Linked DNA regions of Homo sapiens: regions 2, 3, 4 and 5 are each linked to region 1. The links are chromatin contacts, found by Hi-C or POLR2A ChIA-PET in ENCODE. All regions are on one chromosome and are shown on one strand. The core of a region is the stretch at or near the end of the contact, and the rest is flanking DNA. Distances in the headings are between cores, read along the strand shown.

Evidence for each region. Hi-C counts contacts between places; a loop is a spot of excess contacts on that map. ChIA-PET counts read pairs that join two places held with the same protein, here RNA polymerase II (POLR2A). Pooled maps may share reads with other maps.
Region 2: a map of CD4-positive, alpha-beta T cell shows a loop between it and region 1 (5-fold over the local background). The contact joins the promoter of EDEM2 here to the promoter of AHCY in region 1. A Hi-C loop is called at or near these places in 2 of 168 maps with a recorded cell type or tissue (CD4-positive, alpha-beta T cell and naive thymus-derived CD4-positive, alpha-beta T cell) and 10 of 50 pooled maps.
Region 3: a map of B cell shows a loop between it and region 1 (15-fold over the local background). The contact joins the promoter of CBFA2T2 here to the promoter of AHCY in region 1. A Hi-C loop is called at or near these places in 2 of 168 maps with a recorded cell type or tissue (B cell and CD4-positive, alpha-beta T cell) and 7 of 50 pooled maps.
Region 4: a loop to region 1 is called in a map of CD8-positive, alpha-beta T cell, with 11 times the contacts of the local background. The contact joins the promoter of GSS here to the promoter of AHCY in region 1. A Hi-C loop is called at or near these places in 5 of 168 maps with a recorded cell type or tissue (B cell, CD4-positive, alpha-beta T cell, CD8-positive, alpha-beta T cell and 1 more), 5 of 37 single-sample maps with no recorded cell type and 11 of 50 pooled maps. POLR2A ChIA-PET finds 5 or more read pairs at or near these places in 1 of 52 experiments (activated T-cell).
Region 5: a map of CD8-positive, alpha-beta T cell shows a loop between it and region 1 (22-fold over the local background). The contact joins the promoter of ACSS2 here to the promoter of AHCY in region 1. A Hi-C loop is called at or near these places in 4 of 168 maps with a recorded cell type or tissue (CD4-positive, alpha-beta T cell, CD4-positive, alpha-beta memory T cell, CD8-positive, alpha-beta T cell and 1 more), 3 of 37 single-sample maps with no recorded cell type and 16 of 50 pooled maps. POLR2A ChIA-PET finds 5 or more read pairs at or near these places in 2 of 52 experiments (Caco-2 and activated CD8-positive, alpha-beta memory T cell).

Annotation. Positions count from the first base shown.
Region 1 is chr20:34,300,705-34,305,089 of GRCh38, forward strand. It overlaps AHCY (adenosylhomocysteinase), which reads right to left and starts at 2,651. Exons shown (of 10, transcript NM_000687.4): 1 at 2,539-2,651. The coding sequence starts at 2,566. RefSeq lists a silencer at 2,026-2,255 and enhancers at 2,826-2,875, 2,896-3,015.
Region 2 is chr20:35,144,685-35,149,069 of GRCh38, forward strand. It overlaps EDEM2 (ER degradation enhancing alpha-mannosidase like protein 2), which reads right to left and starts at 2,652. Exons shown (of 11, transcript NM_018217.3): 1 at 2,468-2,652; 2 at 2,141-2,251; 3 at 295-334. The coding sequence starts at 2,574. It overlaps MMP24-AS1-EDEM2 (MMP24-AS1-EDEM2 readthrough), which reads right to left. Exons shown (of 15, transcript NM_001355008.2): 6 at 2,141-2,251; 7 at 295-334. The coding sequence starts at 2,235. RefSeq lists enhancers at 1,834-2,437, 2,686-2,815.
Region 3 is chr20:33,487,748-33,492,132 of GRCh38, forward strand. It overlaps CBFA2T2 (CBFA2/RUNX1 partner transcriptional co-repressor 2), which reads left to right and starts at 2,349. Exons shown (of 11, transcript NM_001032999.3): 1 at 2,349-2,554. The coding sequence starts at 2,521. RefSeq lists an enhancer at 1,516-2,064 and silencers at 2,159-2,378, 2,389-2,668.
Region 4 is chr20:34,953,643-34,958,027 of GRCh38, forward strand. It overlaps GSS (glutathione synthetase), which reads right to left and starts at 2,164. Exons shown (of 13, transcript NM_000178.4): 1 at 2,085-2,164. MYH7B (myosin heavy chain 7B) reads left to right here and starts at 2,226. Exons shown (of 45, transcript NM_020884.7): 1 at 2,226-2,365. RefSeq lists enhancers at 1,972-2,071, 2,312-2,491.
Region 5 is chr20:34,875,179-34,878,912 of GRCh38, forward strand. ACSS2 (acyl-CoA synthetase short chain family member 2) reads left to right here and starts at 1,434. Exons shown (of 18, transcript NM_018677.4): 1 at 1,434-1,645. The coding sequence starts at 1,468. RefSeq lists enhancers at 653-732, 753-802 and silencers at 1,073-1,212, 1,293-1,722.

The DNA of each region.
Region 1 (4,385 bases), core at 1,401-3,900:
AAGTGGGGAACCTACAGTTTTCAGGGGCCAGCATTCAGAGACCAGATTTGTCTTTTGAAAAGACCCCATTGGCTGCTGTGTGGATCTGCGGAGCAAGAGATCCAGGGAGACCTGCAAGGAGAGAGACCAGACTGGGGTGGTGACCGTGGAGACAGACAAGTGGCAGATCTGCTCACATAAAATGGAGACAATACTACTTTATCTGTATGCATGTCTGTGCCACCCCTGTCTCTGGGTCACCTTTGTGTCTCCAGCATGACCTGGCTCAGAGAAGGGGTCAGCAACTGTTTACCGACCATATCTGTCCTCAGAACTGAATGAAAGATCCATGAGAGGGGCTGGCACGTGACAAGGGTGGCAAAGAAAAACAACACAAATCTGAACCTAGTCTGAGTCCCAGCATTTACTAATGACCCAGAGAGGACCCAGAGAGGAGTTTGCTGCAGGTTCCATAGCCAATTAACCGCAGAACCAGAACTGGCAGCCAGGCAGGGCTAGAGCAGAGGCCCCTCTCAAGGCCCCTCCTGGGAGGGGCCCGGCTGTATGGGACAATGGGTTATGCCCTGTGCTGCTAAGCTCCACCCCTCCACCACCACATGTCCCTCCAGCTAAAAATAACTCCTTCAGTGCCCTCGAGGACACTGTGCCAGCCCCACAGTTTTCCCTGGGACCCTCAACTCCAAAGGCACAGGAGAGGCTAGATGCTGCAATCTCTGGAGCTAAGGACTTGCAAAAGTCACAGGAACACCTGTCCCCAGGACAAGCCAAGAGGAACAGCAAGAGCCCCTGTAAACATCAGTTTCTTCATCTGTAAAGTGTGGATAATCATCCCTAGCTTGCTATGCGCCTTAAGTAAAGATAATGCCATATGATCAAGATCTGGCATACAGCAGGGCCTCCTTCCTCCAGCCCCACCCAGCTAAGCTCCCCATCCCCAAATCCAGCTTTATCTCCACCCACACAACCCAATGGCCCCAATCCTGACCCACTAATCTCTCCACAGTATGACAAGCCCCCATTCCAGCTCTACTATTGATGTGACCTTCACATAACCTTTCTGGGTTCAGTTTCAGCATCCACACAATGGAGACAGTCTACTCTGGTAGCAACTTGATGAACTACTTCAACAGAATCTTTGCAAGTCACCTCCCAAGGGCCTCAGTTTCATGCTCTATATAACGGGATTACGTCCACCTCTATGAAGATTATTGTGTAAACACACGTAAATCACCAGATATACAGCAAGTGTTTCCATAAATGTGGATGGCATTCTCCAGACTTAATAGTGTCTTTTTTTGTTTGTTTTTTTTTTTTGAGACAGGGTCTTGCTCTGTTGCCCAGGTTGGAGCGTGGTGGTGCAATCTCGGCTCACTGCAACCTCCGTCTCCCCGGCTCAAACAGTCCTCCTGCCTCAGCCTCCCGAGTAGCTGGGAATGAAGGCGCCCGCCACCACGCCCAGCTAGTTTTTGTATTTTTGGTAGAGATAGCGTTTCACCACGTTGGCCAGGCTGGTCTCGAACTCTTGACCTCAAGTGATTCGCCCACCTCGGCCTCTCAAAGTGCTGGGACTACAGGGGTGAGCCACCACACCCGGTCCAATAGTGTCAAAGTTACTTGAAAAGCTACCAGCCAAACTGAACTGGTTTTTGCTGAAAATTCACTAGGATTGTTCCGCGTGTATTCGCTTGCACACAGTGGTGAAAGGGTGCGCTCAGAGATCTAGATGGCCTGCGTTCCAATCTTGCTCCATCACCACCAGCTGTAAGACTGAGGGCAAGTTACCTCTGCCTCAGGATTCTCATCATAAAATGAGAACAGTTTCCCTATAGAGCCATGAGACTAGAATAAAGCTAGAAGGCAGTGCCGATCCCACAGGAAACACTAAGTAAACGTTAACTATCCCTGTATTACACTTCAATCGGTGGGACAGCAGGATTTTTCAAACCACTCCAAATTTTCTTCGAGATTTCTGCAAGGCTGCCCCTGCTGGAGGGGTGGGGGACCCCACAGGTTGGGTAACTGGCCCAAAGTCCCAGGGGAGAGGAGGATCGGAGCCGGCCTGGGGCTCGCTTTCCAGGCCTCTCCTCATACACCCTCCGGGGTGCCCTCGCCGTCCCTGTAGGAGGCCCAGAGAGGGGTGGACGCTCGTCGGGGCCGCCCAGCTGGACAGGGTCCGGTCCAGGCCTAGGAGGCCGGGCGCAGGCCCCCCGAGCAGGGTCCGGCAGGTGCCAGCCGTCCCAGGCCGTGGCCAGGTGTGCTCTCCCGCGGAGCACGCCGCCAGTTTGCGGCTCGCAGACCGCGCGGCGGCCCCGGCGTCGCGGGGCATGCTGGGACTTGTAGTCCACGGCCACCCGGAACGGCCCGCTCATGGCCGCGCGAGAACTCCAACTTCCAGCTGGCTTCGCGCGGCCAGAAACGCGCCGAGGCTGCGATTCCAGGGGGTCCAGAGAGCCCCGAGTCGGCCCTGCAGCCCCCGCCACGAACAAGCCCCGGGCGGGTGCCGGGCGGCCGCAACCGGCTGCAGGTCCTGGGACTCACCGACTTTGTAGGGCAGTTTGTCAGACATGCTGGCGGCACTCGTGATGGAAACGGGCGAAGGGGGCTGGGCCTCAGTCTGGGAACAGGAACTGGGCGGGCAGCGCCGAGCAGGGATATGCGCGTGGCGCCGACGCCTTTAAATATCTTCCTCGCACTTGCATATTCATGACCCGCTGGGGCGGGGCCCAACGCGCAGGGCGGAGCCGGAGGGGATTTCGATCCCTGAAAAGAAGCCTCAGAATTTCACAAGGCGTGGCCCCAGGAGTCTCACTCACCGGTCCGGAAGGGAGCGCCGGGAGAGGCCTGAGAGCCAGCCGGGCCGTCCTCTCGCTGGTTCAGCCAGTTGATTCAGTGTCAAAACCCAGCGGAACTGAAATTCCGCCAGTTCACTTCCCTGTGCCTCAATTTCCTCATCTGTAAAATGGGCCAAATGACATCTGCCACACAGATTATTATAAGTAAAGTTGCAGGCCAGGCGCGGTGGCTCACACCTGTAATCCCAGCACTTTGGGAGGCCAAGGCGGGAGGATCGCTTGAGCCCAGGAGTTCAAGACCATCCTGGGCAACACAGTGAGACCTGAACTCTACAAAAAAAAATTAAAAATTAGCCGGGCGTGGTGGCGCGCGCTTGTGGTCCCAGCTACTTGGGACGCGGAGGCGGGAGGGAGGATCTTTTGAGCCTGGAGATCGAGGCTGCAGTGAGCTATCATCCCACCACAGCACTTGAGCCTGGGCGAAAGGGCAAGACCCTATCTCAAAAAAACCAAAACAAAGTTAAGTTGCCATTTGTCAGGTACCTACTGACATCCCAAACATTCGCCTTACTCCAAGTAACCAACACCCTGAATTTAAGTAAGTTTGCATACATTTCTTATACTTTTACTGCATCCGTATATCATTAAATAGTTCTGTGTTTAGCACCTTTATATATCAACCGTATTTACCCTTCTGCAACTTGCTTTTTTCTGTGAGCATTATATTTATGAGACTCATGCATATAGCTTGAGTATATTCATTTTTGCTGCTGTATAATTCAGTCATCCCAGGCATGGGAAGGGGAAATTGGTTTCAGGACCTCTGTGGACTCCAAAACCCTTCTATGTTCAAGTCCCTCATATAAAATGAGGCAGTATTGGCATATAACCTATGCACATTCCTCCGTACACTTTAATCATCTCTAGATTACTTATAACTAATATAATGTAAATGCTATGCAAATGGTTGTTTTGTAATTTGTATTATTTTTATAGTTATGTTTTTTTAATTGCTTTTTTTCCCCTGAATTTTTTTTTTTTTTTATGGAGTCTCACTCTGTCGCCCACACTGGAGTGCAGTGGCACCATCTAGGCTCGCTGCAACCTCCACCTCCCGGGTTCAAGCAATTCTCCTGCCTCAGCCTCCCGAGTGGCTTGGATTACAGGCACGCACCACCACACCTGGCTAATTTTGTTTTTTCTTTTTTTGAGATAGAGTTTGGCGCTTGTTGCCCAGGCTGGAGTGCAATGGCATGATCTTGGCTCACACCAACCTCTGCCTCCCGGATTCAAGCGATTCTCTTGCCTCAGCCTCCCGAGTAGCTGGGATTACAGGCATGAGCCACCACGCCTGGCTAATTTTGTATTTTTAGTAGAGACGGGGTTTCTCCATATTGGTCAGGCTAATCTCGAACTCCCGACCTCAGGTGATCCGCCAGCCTCTGCCTCCCAAAGTGCTGGGATTACTGGCGTGAGCCACCGTGCCCGGCCTCTACTCATTTTTTAACCTAAAAATGAGAAAAGAATTAAACTCTTCTGGCCGGGCGCGTGGCTCACGCCTGTAATCCCAGCACATTGGGAGGCCGAGGCGGG
Region 2 (4,385 bases), core at 1,402-3,901, 840 kb after region 1:
AAACAGGAGATGTCAAAGTCTCTGTATCCCCCATAGAGCTATGCAAGCCTATCACAATTCTCCGTACATAACAGGTCCTCTATAAATGTTTGCTAAATAAATGAATCTGCATAAGTTGTAGTTCGTTTTTCCCCTATCTAGCTAGGCAACCACAGCCGGACGCTTCAGAATCATGAGATGCAAATAAAAGGCCTAGGAGAGGAATTCATTTTTCACCCACAGTCACGCTGCCAAAAGAGGAAGGATGTTGGTTATGTAACAGTGGAAAGGAAAAGAAACAGACGAGATACTTACCAGCAAGGTGTCCAGTGCATCAATTAGAGTCAGAGAAAAACTGCAAAAGGACAGAAATCCCAGCCGCTTAGTAAGAAAATCAAATACCAGATATTATGGCTGCCCTAGATCTGATCCCCCTAAAACTAAATGAGGCAAAGTAATGCCTCTGCCTGTCCCACTTACAGTCACAACAGAGAAACCACAGTGAAAATCGCAGGTATTCTCTGACCCACTTAATGCACCTGGGAGGGTTGGCTGATGTAGCTCAATTGTAATTAAATACATCACCTATAGTCTGGCATTCTCCTCTACCATTGGGAGGCAGTATAAGATTGCAGCTTAAAGCACAGGCCTTTCACCAATTTTCACCTCTAGGAATTTAATTCACAGTGAACAGCTGTTTGAGAGTGTTCATGGCAGTATTGCTTAGAACAGCAAGAGGCTGGAAAGAACCCAACTGTCCACCCATTAATGGGTGATTAAACTGTGTTATAAACAGTGCAAAACTATGAGTTATCAAAAAGATTGTTATCAAGACTTCTATGTGCTGATGGAAAGACATTCGAATTGTTTTTAATGAAAAAGTCAGGGTGGTTTAGTATGTTTCCATCTGTTTCAAAAAGACATGCTGACAGAAAGCAGACAGCAATTGTTAGGGTCAGTGGTGGTGCAGGGATGAACTATAAAGGGCCACAAGGGAACTTTTTAAAGTGACAGAAGTGTTTCATATCTTGACTGTGATGGTGGTCACTTCAAACGAGTGTAGGCTGGGCACAGTGGCTCATGCCTGTAATCCGCCAGCACTTTGGGAGGCCTAGGTGGGTGGATCACCTGAGGTCAGGAGTTCAAGACCAGCCTGGCCAAATGACAAAACCCCGTCTCCACAAAAAAATTAGCCGGGTGTGGTGGTGGGCTCCTGTAATCCCAACTACTTGGGAGGCTGAGGCAGGAGAATCGCTTGAAGCCAGGAGGCGGAGTTTGAAGTGAGCCAAGATCACGCCATTGCACTCCAGCCTGGGTAACAAGAGCGAAACTCCATCTCAAAAAAAAAAAAAAAAAAAAAAGAGTGTATTTTATTATATGTAAATTATGCCTTTAAGAAGTTCATTTTAAAAAGATACACATACACACATCTATATATATAATGGTATAAACCAAGAATATTTCTGGACAGATACAAAGGAAAGTTAATAGTTGGAATTCTAGGGTATGGGAGATATTTATTGTATATAATCTTTTACCACTTGAATTTGCCATTTGTATTTACTTTGTTTCAACTTAAAAAAATAAAAACCATCACAAGTTTTGAGTTTAATTTCTCCCGACCTTAGCACATTCGTGTGTAAAACAGGGATAATGGCACCTAACTCGTAGGGGTATTAAGATACTGAGCTGAGATCTGAATGACAAGCAGCAGCCAGTGATGGGAGGAAAATGGGGAGTGTATTTCAGGCACGGGGCACACCAACTACAAAGACTTAAGTTTTAGGAGTGTCACACTCCTTCCTGGATCTGAATGCCCACCTACATAATGAAAGGGGTGGGTTTTCTAATTCTTGGAGCCCTTCCACGGTATCTCGTTACTCCAGAAATTGCCTATGTCCCCACAGCTGATGCCTGTTACTGCTGGGGCTGAGCTCAGCGATCCAGCCCACCCGGCTAATCCAGGACTTTTTTTTTCACTGCGAGAGGCTAAGTGGATCCTGGAGGTGATAGTAAGAATTGCGGGGAGCGCGGCTCTAGCTCAGCTGGGAGCTTTCTGGTGCCGGTGAGGAGACCATGAAGCCACCAGCCCCAGCTGACCCGCCCGCCGAGGCCCAGAGAGTCAGACCCTGGCCGCCCCTTGCCCCTCCGCTCGCACTACCTGCCCCAGGTGTCGTGCCCGTCACAGGTGAGAGGTCGCAGCTCATCGAAGGGAAAGGCATTCTCCAGGTAGCTGTCGTAGGCGTGGTAGAACATGGCCTTGACTCGCTCCCTGGGTGGGGGACGAGAAATCAGGCATGGGGCAAGAACACAAAAACAAGCGGGGGAAGAACAAGATACAGGGCGGAAAGTGGGAATCACTAGCTGATTTCTCCCTGGGACCTAGCGGCTGTGTCGGAGCAAGTCGGGGTCTGGGATGGACGGAAAGGGAAAGGACCGGGTTCACGCTTCCCATTCCCCAACTGCGAAAGGGCGGGTCACAGTTCACCTGTAGTGGGCGGGATCTGGCGCGGAGCCGTCGGGACCTGGCGCACCATGGTGCTGAGGCAGCAGCGCGCACAGGAGGCCGAGCGGGATGAGCAGCCGGAAAGGCATAGAGCTCGTGTCCTCTCAGCGCCCCCGCAGCAGCAGCAGCCACTGCAACCAGTTCATCCTGGGAGCTGCTGCGGGTTCTTCCGGGAATCCGCGCCACTGCGCCTGCGCGCTGAGAAATCAGCCTCTCACTTCCGGACTACAAGCCCCTGAATGCAATGGGCAGCGAAACGCGGCCGAAGAGCAACTTCGGATGTACGGTTTCGGCAACACTGATCAACGTGTCTTAAAGTCAGTGGCTGTTGTTACTACTGTTATTAATTAATGTTTTAATAATAACAGCTAGCATGTATTGAGCACTTATTGTGTACTAGTACTGTACGGAGCATTTAAAATGCATTCTCTCATTCATTTTTTTCAACAACCTTATTAAGTATGAAGGCAGGGTAAGCATGAGAAATGTTCAGCCTTTACCATTATTACCTAGCAGGACAAGCCGCAGACAAAACTCCTCAGACACCGGGTTAAAGAAGGAAGGAGCTTTATTCGGCCGGGAGCGTCAGCTGACTCACTTCTCAAAAACGGAGCTCCCCGAGTGAGCAATTCCTGTCCCTTTTAAGAGCTTACAACTCTAAGGGGGTCCGCGTGAGAGGGTCGTGATTGATTGAGCAAGCAGGGGGTACGTGACTGATTACCGGTGCACCGGTAATCAGAACGGAACAGAACAGGACAGGGATTTTCACAATGCTTTTCCATACAATGTCTGGAATCTATAGATAATATAACCGGTTAGGTCAGGAGGGGTCGATCTTTAATTACCAGGCCTGGAATGCATCGCCGGGCTGTCTGACTACTGATTTCACTTCTGTCTTTCTTTTAACTCCTACATTTTCTTTGAGGCAGAAATTGGGCATAAGACAATATGAGGGGTGGTCTGCTCCCTTATTTAGGGATATTGAGTTTCCCAAACCAGTTACTTGTTGATTGTATAAGACACAACTCACATTTATTTGTCCAAAACTTCCACTCTTTTTTTTTTAAAACCTCTTGCATTTTCCGATGCTGTCACTCTTGAGGTTTCCTGAAATCCCGTCAGTTCTAGGAATTCATGACACTTCTCTCCTCCCAATTTGGGATGTGGTTACACAATCATGGTCCCTTCAGTCTCCATCTCAAACCGGAAGCTTTACCCCTGTCAGCCCTGTAGAATGTCTTGGGTAAGAATGAATACCCTGGTTGGGCGCGGTGGCTCACGCCTGTAATCCCAACACTTTGGGAGGTTGAGGTGCGTGGATCACCTGAGGTTAAGAGATAGAGACCAACCTGGCCAACATGGTGAAACCCCGTCTTTACTAAAAATACAAAAATTAGCCAGGGGTGGTGGCGGGTGCCTGTAAATCCCGGCTACTCGGAAGGCTGAGGCCGGAGAATCGCTTGAAACCGGAAGGCGGAGGTTGCAGTGAGCGAGGATCGCGCCACTCCACTCCAGCCTGGGCAAAACAGCAAAACTCCATATCAAAAAAAAAAAAAAAAAAAAAAAAAAAAAGACAAATGACTACCCTGGGGCACTATAGCTTTCAGGAGGTTTGTGATCCATTTCTCCATTCCCCTTATTCCCAAGTTTCTAAAATTTGGTCAGCACCTTAGACCACAGCAACACCCATGACTTTGGTCAGTGTGACATGCGGTAGAACCAACACTGGATTTGAAGTCAGATCTAGGATCCAGTTAATTACAACTCTGTCACTCATCTATAACCTGTGTATGTGACCCTCTCCTTCTCTGGGGCTAGCATCCTTGTCTATAAATAATGAGGAGTTTGAACAAATGGATCTTTAAGATCCTTTTCGGTCGAGCTTTCTATGATTCTAGGA
Region 3 (4,385 bases), core at 1,099-3,598, 810 kb before region 1:
TTACAGGCATGAGCCACCATGCCTGGCCACATATGTTCTTTTCTTCTCTCTCTTTTTTTTTTTTTTGTTTTGTTTTGAGACAGAGTCTTGCTTTGTGGCCCAGGCTGGAGTGCAGTGGCATGATCTTGGCTCACTGCAACTGCCACCTCCCAAGTTCAAGCCATCCTCCTGCCTCAGCCTCCTGAGTAGCTGAGACTACAGGCACACGCCACCACTCCTGGCTAACTTTTGTATTTTTAGTAGAGACAGGTTTTCACCATGTTGGCCAGGCTGGTCTCGAACTCCTGACCTTTTGTGATCTGCCCACTTCAGCCTCCCAAAGTGCTAGGATTACAGGTGTGAACCACTATACCCAGCTGGTATATGCACATATGTTCTTATTTCTACATTTTTTTTTCTTTTTTTGAGACAGGGTCTCACTCTGTTACTCACGCCTGATCTGTTAGATCAGGCCAGAGTACATTGGTCTGATCTGGGGTAACTGAAACCTCTGACTCCCTGGCTCATATGATCCTCCCACCGCAGCCTTCTGTGTAGCTGAGACTACAAGCGTGTGTGCAACACCATGTCTGGCTAATTTTTGTATTTTTTGTACAGGCGCGGTTTCCCCGTGTTACCCAGGCTAGTCTTGAACTCCTGGACTCAAGCGATCCACCTGCCTTGGCCTCCCAAAGTGCCGGGATTAGAGGCATAAACCACTGTACCCGGCCGGCCTACATTCTGTCTTTTAAAATTTGTTTTCAATACACAAGTAAAATACAAATGCATTCTATATTCTTGGTGTGAGATATCTGAAATAATACTGAGAAACAAGAGTCTTTATTCTTTTCTTTTCTTTTCAGACGGAGCTTCCCTCTGTTGCCCAGGCTAGAGTGTAGTGGCGCGATTTCGGTTCACTGCAACCTCTGCCTCCCAGGTTCAAGCGACTCTCCTGCCTCAGCCTCCCGAGTAGCTGGGATTATGGACACCCGCCACCGCGCCCAGCTAATTTTTTTGTTTTGTTTTGTTTTGTTTTTTGAGAGGGAGTCTCGCTCTGTCACCCAGGTGGGAGTGCAGTGTCGTGATCTTGGCTCGGTGCAACCTCCGCCTCCGGGGTTCAAGCAATTCTCCTGTCTCAGCCTCCTGATTAGCTGGGATTACAGGCTTGTGAAACCAAGTCCAGCTAATTTTTGTATTTTTAGTACAGACGGGGTTTCACCACGTTGGTCAGGCTGGTCTCCAAATCCTGAGCTGTGATCTGCCAGCTTCGGCGTCCCAAAGTGCTGGGATTACAGGGGTGAGCCACAGCTCCTGGCCTTGTTTTGTTTTTTTGATACGGAGTTTTGCTCTTTTTGCTCAGGCTGGAGTGCAATGGCTCCGATCTCGGCTCACTGCAACCTCCCCCTCCCGGATTCAAGTGATTCTCCTGCCCCAGCCTCCCGAGTAGCTGGGACTAAAGGCACGCGCCACCGCACCAGGCTAATTTTTGTATTTTTATTTATTTATTTTTTTAGTAGAGATAGGGTTTCACCTTATAGGCCAGACTGGTCTTCAAACTCCTGACCTCGTGATCCTCCCGCCTCGGCCTCCCAAAGTGCTAGGATTACAGGCTTGAGCCACTGCGCCCGGCTCTAAGTTTTGTATTTTTAGTAGAGACAGCGTTTCGCCACATTGGCCAGACTAGCCTCGAAGTTCTGACCTCAGGTAATCCACCCTCCTCGGCCTCCCAAAGTGTTAGGATTATAGGCCTGAGCCACCGTGCCTGGTCTATTTTTTATTTTTATTTATTTATTTTTTTAATAGAGACGCTAGTCTCAAACTCCTGAGCTCAAGTGACTCTCCTTTGGCCTCCCAAAGTACTAGGATTACAGGCGTGGGCCACCACGCCCGGCCAACAGTTATTAAAATTACGATGATGAAATTTTAGGCATTTAGAATACTTCAGGCCAAAAACACTTTGAGCCAGGGGGCTCGCTCAAAGGCATGCGCAAAAGCCATCAGGCCTGTACCTGGAGAACTCAGGTGAGACGTTGCCACTCGTTGTAATCCCTCCCCCTAGCACTCGGCCCCCGAGCCTGGGCCACTGCCCTGGCTACACCGGGAAGTCTGGAGCTAGAAAGTGGGCCGTGCGCGTGACGGGCGCGCGTGACGCCGAGGGGGCAGGTCTGAGAAGCAGGCTGCGCCGGGATTCGGCGGTCGGTTCCCGCGGAAGGGGCGGGTCAGGTTAGGGGGCGGTGCTTAATGGGAGCTGGTCTTGGGGCCGGGCTTCCGCGTGCGTTGGCCTGGCGGCGAGAGCGCGCGGCGGGGGCGTGCCCGGCGGGCGGGGCGGGGCCAGCCGGGGGCGGGGCGGGGCGCGGCCTAACGGCGGCGGCGGCGGCGGCGACGGCGACAGCAGCGGTGGTGGTGTCTGGTTAGCTCGGCGGCTGCAGATCTCGCGGCGACGCCTGCGAGGGACCCGGGCCGCGGGTCGAGGCGGGCGGCGCCTGCGAGGGACCCGTGTCGCGGGTAGAGGCGGGCGGCGCGCGGCGGCGGCGCTCGGCGATGGTAGGCGTCCCTGGAGCGGCCGCCTTCCAGCGTAAGTGGGGCGTGAATGCGGGCGGCCGAGGGGGGCGTGTGAGGGCCTGCGGCTCCGCAGGCGCGGTGATTCCGAGTGCCCCGGGCGCGAGGCCGGGAGTGGAAACTGAGGCCCGAAGCGGGGCGGCGGATCCAAGGTCACGCAGCGGGGCGGGCCTTCCCGGGCTCCTGAGGCCACCCCGTCGCTTCCTGCGCCGCCCGAAGAGCTCGGGGCTCACGGTGTGAGGGAAATTGTGGGGCCCGCGGCCTCGGAACTTAGGCCGGGCCGGCGTCCATGGGACTTGCCGGCGGGCAAGAATCATTTTGTTGTCCCAGCGCTGGGGCCACGAAGTCCGGCTCCTGGGGAAATACTACACCCGCCCGATGTTGAGGGTTGGAGGAGATGAGAATGGCCCCTCGGAGGGCCTGTTTGAGCGCAGGCTCAGTAGTTGGCTACCTGGGTTCACATCCAGGCTTCCCCATTTAGGTAGTGACCTTGGCTCTCCCGGTGCCTCAGTTCCCCCATCTGCAAAATGGGGATGTGGAGCGGGTTCCCTCCCTCCCCCAGGGTTCTTGGGTTTTGTGAGGCCAGTAAAACGCTTGACACCGACCGTGGCACACACACAATTGTGAAAACTGTCATTATTGTAATCGTCCTTTATTAATCTGATCCAGTGTGCACCGCACTCGGAAAAGTCCGAAATTAGGCTCTAGCCGTGTTAAGATTTTGTTTTGTTGTCTGTTAGTCCTGCTCCATGATCTAATTGTTATTCTTACTTCCATTTAGCCATTCCAGTATTTATCTAGTGTTCCTCCTTGATGTGTGAGATCCTTGGGGGAGGGGTGGCTTCTCTGAATAAGAACAATAAAATTTTAATTGTTTTTCATTATTGTAATTATAATAGCCAACATTTTTTTGAGCACCAGACATTTTGCATTCTATTCACTTAATATTTATTAAATCATATAGTAAGTTTAAAAATACCATTCCAGGCCCTGGGAATACAATAAACAAGATAGACCGAACTGGGGTTTTGAGTTTAGTTAGGAGAGGGAGAGACATAGTAAATGAGGAAACAGATAAACATGTTTTGCATGTTTTTTTAATTGTTTAATCTTGATGACATCCTAAGTAAGACATTATTTGAGGATGCCCATTTTGCAGAGGATGAAACTGAGTAACAGAAGGTACTCTGAGTACTAGTCTCAGAGCTGATGTCCTTAAACACGTGAAAGGGAGGCTTTACGCTTCTTTTTTTTTGCACCCATTAAATGTTGGATTGAAGATAGAAAAAGTAGATACACCCAGCTTGCAGTTACTGCTTTTGATGGTTTGATCCATTCCTCATGAAATTTCCAACTAAAGAGGCGGATAGTGATTACTCTTTTAGGCTTGCAAAGGTACAGCATCTCTGTAAAATGAAAGGCTTTTTTTTTTTTGAGACGGAATCTTGCTCTGTCGCCCAGACTGGAGTGCAGGGGTGTGATCTTGGCTCACTGCAACCTCCGTCTCCTGGGTTCAAGCTATTCTCCTGTCTCAGCCTCCGGAGTAGCTGGGACTACAGGCATATGCCACCACGCTCGGCCAATTATTTTATTTTATTTTATTATTTTTTTTGAGACGGAGTTTTGTTCTTGTTGCCCAGGCTGGAGTGCAGTAGTACAATATCGGCTCACTGCAACCTCCCCCCGCCCCAGGTTCAAGCGATTCTCCTGCATCAGCCTCCAGAGTAGCTGCGATTACAGGCGCCTGCCACCACACCTGACTAATTTTTTGCATTTTTAGTAGAGACGGTTTTACCATGTTGGCCAGGCTGGTCGTGAACTCCTGAACTCAGGGGATCCATCTGCCT
Region 4 (4,385 bases), core at 914-3,413, 650 kb after region 1:
TCTGGCTCTGTCGCCCAGGCTGGAGTGCAGCCGCACGATCTCGGCTCACTGCAAGCTCCGCCTCCTGGGTTCATGCCATTCTCCTGCCTCAGCCTCCCGAGTAGCTGGGACTACAGGCACCTGCCACCATGCCCGGCTAATTTTTTGTATTTTTAGTAGAGACGGGGTTTCACCGTGTTAGCCAGGATGGTCTCGATCTCGTGATCCCCCACTCTCGGCCTCCCAAAGTGCTGGGATTACAGGCGTGAGCCACCCCGCCCAGCCGACTTCCCTTTCAAGTAAGATTGCTGTGTGGATTAAAAGAGAAAAATCAGTGTGAAATTTATCAGCAGTGTTTGAAGCTCTATACATGAGACCATTTTTTGGCTGTACTCTCTTTATAGGTAGGAGGAGACTTGTCAGAGGTCACACAGAAGCCTAGTGGCAGAGCCAGGACAAGAACCCATTACCTTGACATTAGAGTAATGAAACCCTCCATGAGCCCCCATCGTTCCACAACTCTGAAATTCCAACATCTGTTTGCTGTTGGGCTTTTATTTAGTTGGCAAACACTGATTTGCATTTAATGCCACTCCCTTGACTAGGTACTGGGGATATGGAGGAGGATAAGACATAAAGATAATCACCATGGGCCAGGTGTGGTGGCTCACTCGTGTAATCCCAGCACTTTGTGAGGCCGAGGCAGGCGGATCACCCGAGGTCGGGAGTTCGAGACCAGCCTCACCAACATGGAGAAACCCCATCTCTACTAAAAATACAAAATTAGCCGGGCCTGGTGGCGCATGCCTGTAATCCGAGCTACTTGGGAGGCTGAGGCAGGAGAATAGCTTGAACCCAGGAGGTGGAGGTTGTAGTGAGCCGAGATCGTGCCATTGCACTCCAGCCTGGGCAACAAGAGCAAAGCTCTGTCAAAAAAAAAAAAAAAGAAAAAAAGAAAGAAAGAAAAGAAATCAGATGAAGGTGCTAAGTGGGCCCTTTGTTTTTCTCATTCTACAGCCTCAACCCTCCCTTGGCTTTATTTATGTTTTGCTGATGACATTCAAATCTACATCTTCACAGCAATACTTTCCTACCTTCAAACTAGAATATCCAATTTTTTCCTGCGAGTCTCCATACAACCAGAATAGAATTTGTTGTTGTCTCCCACAAATCTGCTTCTTCTCTGATGAACCCCACCCAGGTACCCAAGCCTTGAGTACTTGTTTCCTACATCTCACTCTCCCCAAATCCTATGGATTTTGCTGCCTAAGTATATAGTACTTTGAATTCCTTTATTTATCTCCATTTCCAGAGTTTGTAGCCTAGCCCCGGCCACTGTCATCTCTTCCCTGGGCGTGAAACAGATTCAGAGTCAGGTGTCTTCAGTGACCAGGATATGTTGGCCTCTGTCCCCCTTCCAGGACTTGGCACGTGCTGTCTTCTCTTTGGAACTCTCGCCACCACTCCTGATCTGGGCTCGCGATTTCGTTCCGGAAGCTGTCCCTGTTCTCCGCCCCGGGCTTCTACATTCTACAGCCCATCACTTTTCCCTGTACCGTAGGAACAGTGTTTGTCTTGATCACTTCTCTACCTAGTAATTAGCCGCGCTTAGTACTGTATTCATTCATCACATGAATGAATGAAGAATGAATGACAGACGGGTCAGATCACCGAAAGCCTCAAAACGCCCACAAGGAAATCGGTCGCACTTTATCGCCAGGACTTAGGCCAGTGCCTGGAAAGGCCCCGAGGCAACGACACGGTCGGCTGCCCAGGCTGGCCCCACTTCACGGGCCCGCTCGCTTCCACCCTGGACAAAGTTTGGCCCTAATCGCTCCCCGTTGTAGCTCTAACTGGCTCCAGTCTCACTGGCCTACATGCCCCGACACCGGCCCGATCTAAAGGCAGAAGATCCGGAAAGTCTGGGATCAGTGCGCGCCAGCCCAACCCCCTCACTAGACACTAGTTGCCCCGCTCCTACGAAGGGTTTCAGCCACAAGGTCTCCCGGCCTCCGGAATTCCAATCTCTTGCCAGACCCCTCCCTCACATCGTTCCTCCCGAGGAAACGTGACCCATGCCGGCCGCCGTGGCCGCCCCAACCTACTAGTTCGCCTTTCCTCCGCGAACGGTTCTCCCGGCCCTCGCGCCGCTACCCAGGCTCAGGGGGCGGGGCCTCGATGCGACCCAGTGCGCTTGCGCTGACCGCCCCGGCTAGGCTTAAAGAGCAGGCGGGGCAGAGACCCATACCTTTGGCGCTGAGTCGAGGCCAGGAAGGGGCGGTCGATGAGAGGGCGGCCTTAGCATTAGGAGTGCGTCGGCTGCACCCTGGCGGATGGACCTTGGGAAGGAGGGGAGGGGACCATCGGGGTCGGCGGGGAGCTACGGGTATGCATAGCTCATAGAGCGTCAGAGCTGACGACGACTAGTGGAAGATGGGGAAACTAATGCTCAGAGCGGGACAGTCACTACCTCAGGGGCACACAATTGATAAGGGTGGGGGTGGCCGTGGTAATGGAGGCCCCAAGGAGGGGCAGGGGCCCATAGTACGTCAGGGGCTGAGCCTGTATTAGAACCCAGGCTTGTTTCCCAGCCCAGCCAAGTCCCAGAAAAATCCCCCTGATTTTATCTATTTTTTTTTAACCTGGGATACCAGCAGGGAAAGCATTAGAGGCAAAAGGAAAGGATTTTCATTTTTCCAGGAATGCTGAAGTCAGGACTGTTTGAGGGGAGCCCTGTGTTTCTCAGACTCTCTTGTACCGTTTACATCAGGATCTGGGGCAGTTTTTAAAAATATGCGGATTCATGATTCCTACCCCCCACCTCATTGCTTGGCAGCCCCCAGGTGCCTTCCCTGTTTCTTCCTTCTGGGTTGTGATAGGCTTGTCTGCAGTCCGAAGCACCTGATACGAATTTTAGTTAAATGGAATGTATCAGTCCAGCTTCTAGGGAATTAACCATAAATAAGACACAGCCACTGCTTTCAGTCTGATAAGATAGGCAATAAACTGCCTTTCTGAAGGAATCAGGGATGGTTTTTGGGGTCTTGAAGGATGGATAGGAAGGTATAGGTAGTGAAGGAGGTAGGGGTAGAGGTGAGAGGCTGGGATGGGGACAGTGTTCCAAATTGCAGGAACAAAAGCAGCAAAGGCTGGCTGGGTGCAGTGGCTCAGACCTGTAATCCCAGCACTTTGAGAGGCCGAGGCAGGTGGATTACTTGAGCTCAGGAGTTGGAGACCAGGCTGGGCAACATGGCGAAACCCCGTCTCTACTAGAAATACAAGAATTAGCCGGGTGTGTTGGCCCGTGCCTGTAATCCCAGCTACTCGGGAGGCTGCGGCGTGAGAATTCTTGAGCCCCGGAGACGGAGGCTGCTGTGAGCTGAGATCACGCTGCAGCACTCCTGCCTGGGTGACAGCGTGAGACCCTGTCCTAAAAACAAAACAAACGAGCAGCGAAGGCATATAATTCTGAGGGTTGCTCGGCTTGTTTTACAGACACTGAGGAGTTTGGTGTGGATAATGAGGAAGGGCCTGAGGGTTGCAACAGGACTTAGGCGCTTAGGCTTGGAGAGGTAGCCTCAGACGCCAGTTCCACTGAGCAACAGGAGCTAAGGGCTTTAAGCAGGGGAAGGACATGGTTAGTTTTGTGTGTTAGGCACTGGTTACAGCGTGACAAATGGTTTGGAAGTGGGGAGATGGGCCAGAGAAAGCAGAGAGAGTTAAGATGTGAGATCATGAGGCTGTAGCCAGTGCAGCAGCTGTGGAGATGGAGCGAAGCGAACAGATCAAAGAAATTTAGGAGTGAGAACTCCTAGTGATCGTAAATCAGTGGCCCAACCCAGGGACCAAGATCCTTTTGACTCTTTTTTTTTTTTTTTTTTTTTGAGACGGAGTTTTCGTTGTTGTTGCCCAGGCTGGAGTGCAGTGGCACGATCTCAGCTCACTGCAACCTCCACTTCCCAGGTTCAAGCAATTCTCCTGCCTCAGCCTCCCAAGTAGCTGGGATTACAGGCGTCCACCACCACACCCGGCTAATTTTTGTATTTTTGGTAGAGACAGGGTTTCACCATGTTGGCCAGATTGGTCTGAAACTCTTGAGCTCAGGTGATCCACCCGCCCCAGCCTCCCAGAGTGCTAGGATTACAGGCGTTAGCCACTGCGCCCGGCCCCTTTTGACTCTTTAAATAAACCATGTACATTATCTGACTACAGGACAGGCTGAGTCCTCCAGTCTCCCGTGTGTGGTCACGGGATGGGGGGAGATGGTGGCAGATAGGTGTCTGGTTATTCCCAGAACAATGTTTCCTGATGTCCTTTCCTCGTTGGCTTTTGTACCTGAGGGGATAAGCAGCTGTTAACTAGAATAGGCCCCAGGTGGCAGGAAGAGGCTCCTGGGTCAACCAGGA
Region 5 (3,734 bases), core at 184-2,683, 570 kb after region 1:
TGGAGGGGCTAGAGAGAAGCTAGAGGTAATTAAGCCCAGGTTGTGGTGGTGGTGGTGGGGGTTTCCCTTGGTGGAGTAAAGAGATTGTGAAGGAAAGAAGAGAATGTGGGCCAGGTGTGGTGGCTCACGCCTGTAATCCTAGCACTTTGGGAGCCCAAGGCGGGCAGATCACCTGAGGTCAGGAGTTCAAGACCAGCCTGGACAACATGGTGAAATCCCATCTCTACTAAAAATACAAAAATTAGCTGGGTGTGGTGGTGTGCACCTGTAATTCCAGCTACTCGGGAGGCTGAGGCAGGAGAATTGCTTGAATCCAGGAGGCAGAGGTTGCAGTCAGCCGAGATTGTGCCATTGCACTCCAGCCTGGGCGACAGAGCGAGAGACTCCATCTCAAAACAAAAACAACAACAAAAAAAGAGAATGTGAATGATTTTTCCTATTTGCACAGACTTTGATATTTTACAAGCCTTAGCTTCAAGCCTGACGAGGAAGTAAAACCAAATCTGGAGTCAAAGAACCTAGCTTTGGCCCTAACTTGGTCGTTATTTGCTCTCTGACTGTGCACCAGTTCCTTCCCTTTCCTGGGTTTGCCATTTGTGCAATTAGGAGGTGGGCTTATTACAAAAAACCTGAAGGTGTCTCCTAGTCTTCACTTATTGAGTCTTGTACTTTAGATCTGGATGGAGATTTGTGAAGGCAAGGAGATTGAAGACATGTCCTCATAAGAGGGAGAAAATCTGAGCTGGTTCCAGGGTGAGCAGAGAGGAGGTGCTGTCGCCAGAGCATGCCCTCAAGGTCATGGGAGAAGTTTTTCCGGAGGACGAGAATGTGGGTGTGGCTCAGAGAGGGGGGACCTGGAGGGAAGGGTGTCACCTGGAAGGAACTGGTGATAGTCAGGACTGTGCAATCAGATCACGGGGCGGCTCCGCGATGGACCTTACTCAACTCCTCTCCTTAGTCCATCCCTTTCCCTTTCGATCCTTGCCTTAACCCAACCCCTTATCTGTCACTCCAAGACCCCACCCCACTCTGGTCACTCCATGGCTCTGCCTCCTCTCCTGTCACAACCAGCCGGGTTACTCCCCATCACTCCATGGGCCCACCTCCTCTCCTGTCCCGCCTGGCCCCGCCCCTCCCTTGGCACTCCACGGTTCCACCCTCTCCCTTGTCACACCCGGCCCCGCCCCTTCTGCTTTCACTCGACGGCGTCACTCCTTCCGGCAAGTCAGCTCCACCCCTATCCCTCGACTTTTCCTTATAGTATTTCTGTCCTTGCCAACCTCGATCCCTCCCCAACCAGACACGGCCCCGCCCCCTCTGGCACCGCCCACCCGCCAGACTAAGCCACTCCCCCACTCACCAGGCCCCGCCCCTCTACGGAGGCCCCGCCTCTAGTTCGGCCTGTTTTCTCAGTCCCGGCACCCGCCGCGACCGCAAAGGCGGCCGCGGTTCTAGGAACTTGACGTGATGGGGCTTCCTGAGGAGCGGGTCCGGAGCGGCAGCGGGAGCCGGGGCCAGGAGGAAGCTGGAGCCGGAGGCCGGGCGCGGAGTTGGTCTCCGCCGCCCGAGGTCAGCCGCTCCGCGCACGTCCCCTCGCTGCAGCGCTACCGCGAGCTGCACCGGCGCTCCGTGGAGGAGCCGCGGGGTGAGGCCCGGCCCGGGCGGGCCTGGGGTGTCAGTGAGGAGAAGAGTGGGGGCTCCCTGGGGGAGTCGGGGGCTCCCTTGGGAAGCTGAGGGGTGGGTGAGGAGATGGAGGTTCTGTGAAGGAAGAATTGCGGTTCTTTGAAAATGGAAAAGGGATTCCGGGAGGAGACGAGGGTTCCATGGGAGCTGGGGAGTTCCCTGCAGACTTGGAGGGTCCGTGGTGGAGATGCGGGTTTTTGCGAGGAGACGCGGGATTCCGTGAGGGAAGAAGTGAGGTTCCTTGAGATTGGGACGGGGAGGTCGGCCAAGAGAGTGAAAGTTTCATGGGAAGAGAAGGGGAGTTCCTGAGGCGAAAAGAGGGTCTCTAAGGGGCGACGGGAGCCTTGAAGGGAGGAGGGCCACGAATAGAACTTTCTTTGCTTCCCTTTCACACCAGCTCAGCCACTGCCTCCTGAGACCCTTAACCTGTGAACTGTTGAGGGCAATAACGGGTCTGGTTCCCATCTTGGGGTCCTCAGATTAGTAATGGAGTCCCCGATCTATTTTTAGTATATCGGACATCCTAATGGAAATTACGCGGTATAAGACTGAACGAGTTACTACGATGTCAAGTTGTTTTATTTATTTTTTTAACTTGGGCTGGGATTGTATTAGTAATAGTTCAGAAGTTCTGATAGATGGTTCCATGTCTGTTAAAATGTATGAGGAAAATCGGCCAGGAGCAGTGGCTCACGCCTGTAATCCCAGCACTTTGGGAGGCCGAGGCGGGCGGATCACTTGAGGTCAGGAGTTCGAGACCAGCCTGGCCAACATGGTGAAACCCCCGTCTCCACTAAAAATACAAAAATTAGCCGGGTGTGGTGGCGGGCACCTGTAATCCCAGCTACTCGAGAGGCTGAGACAGGAGAATTGCTTGAACCCAGGAGGCAGAGGTTGCAGTGAGCCACGATAGCACCACTGCACTCCAGCCTGGGCGACAGAGCAAGACTTTGTCTCAAAAAAAAAAAAAAAAAAAAAAAAAAAAAAAGGTATAAGGAAAATCCCCCTACCCTTGCCCTCAGTCTGGGTAAAGGACAGATAGATAGACAGATAGATAGATAGATAGATAGATAGATAGATAGTTTGTTTTGAGACAAGGTGTTGCTCTGTCACCCATGCTGGAGTGCAGTGGCCCGTTCTAGGCTCACTATAGCCTGCATCTCCTGGGCTCATGCGATCTTTCCGCTTCAGCCTCCTGGGTAGCTGGGACTACAGGCGGACGCCATGACACCCAGCTACTTTTTTGTATTTTTTGGAGAGACGAGGTTTTGCCATGTTGCCCAGGCTGGTCTTGAACTCCTGGCCTCAGGCTTTCCTCCTTACTTGGCCTCCCAAAGTGCTGTGATTACATGTGCATGAGCTACTGCGCCTAGCCAAGGAGTCAAAATTGCACCCCCATTGGGAGGCAGCATGATGTTTGGTTGTGGGACAAACATGGGCCACGAATCAAATCCAGAAAAATCTAGATTTAGACCCTGGCTCTGCTGTTCATTTACTGTGGGGTCTTAGGCAAATTTTTAAGCCTGTCTGAGATTCCTTTTCTTCCATCTATAAGATAGGTCTAGTAATACTTGCCTAATGGGTTTGTATGAGGTCTAAAGTGTGTAATAAGTATGCGCTATAACATGCCTGATGCACAGTACACATTCAATAAATAGTAGTTAGTCTGATACAATATAAATCAAGCAATTACCAAGTAATGCAAGACAGGATTCAATCAAGTGTAAAGTGGTGGAGTTGGGATTTGAACCAAGACAGTTTGACTGCAGAATCCATATCCTAATAGCAATGCTATTCCTCTTCCATGACCCCACAGAATGCATTTCACCAAATTCCATCAAATACAGAATTTCTACCAGGGAAGCAGCCTCCTAATTTGTCCTCTCTTGCCTAGTTTCGCCAACTTGAGTCTTTCCAGTAGATTTATCAAGACACCATTAGATTGATATTATGGAAATATGCTTTCATATGTCACTGCAAAAACTTTCAATGGTTCCCTGTTTCTGGCAGTTTCTAATTAAAATTCTGCTTTTCTTTTTTTTTTTTTTTTC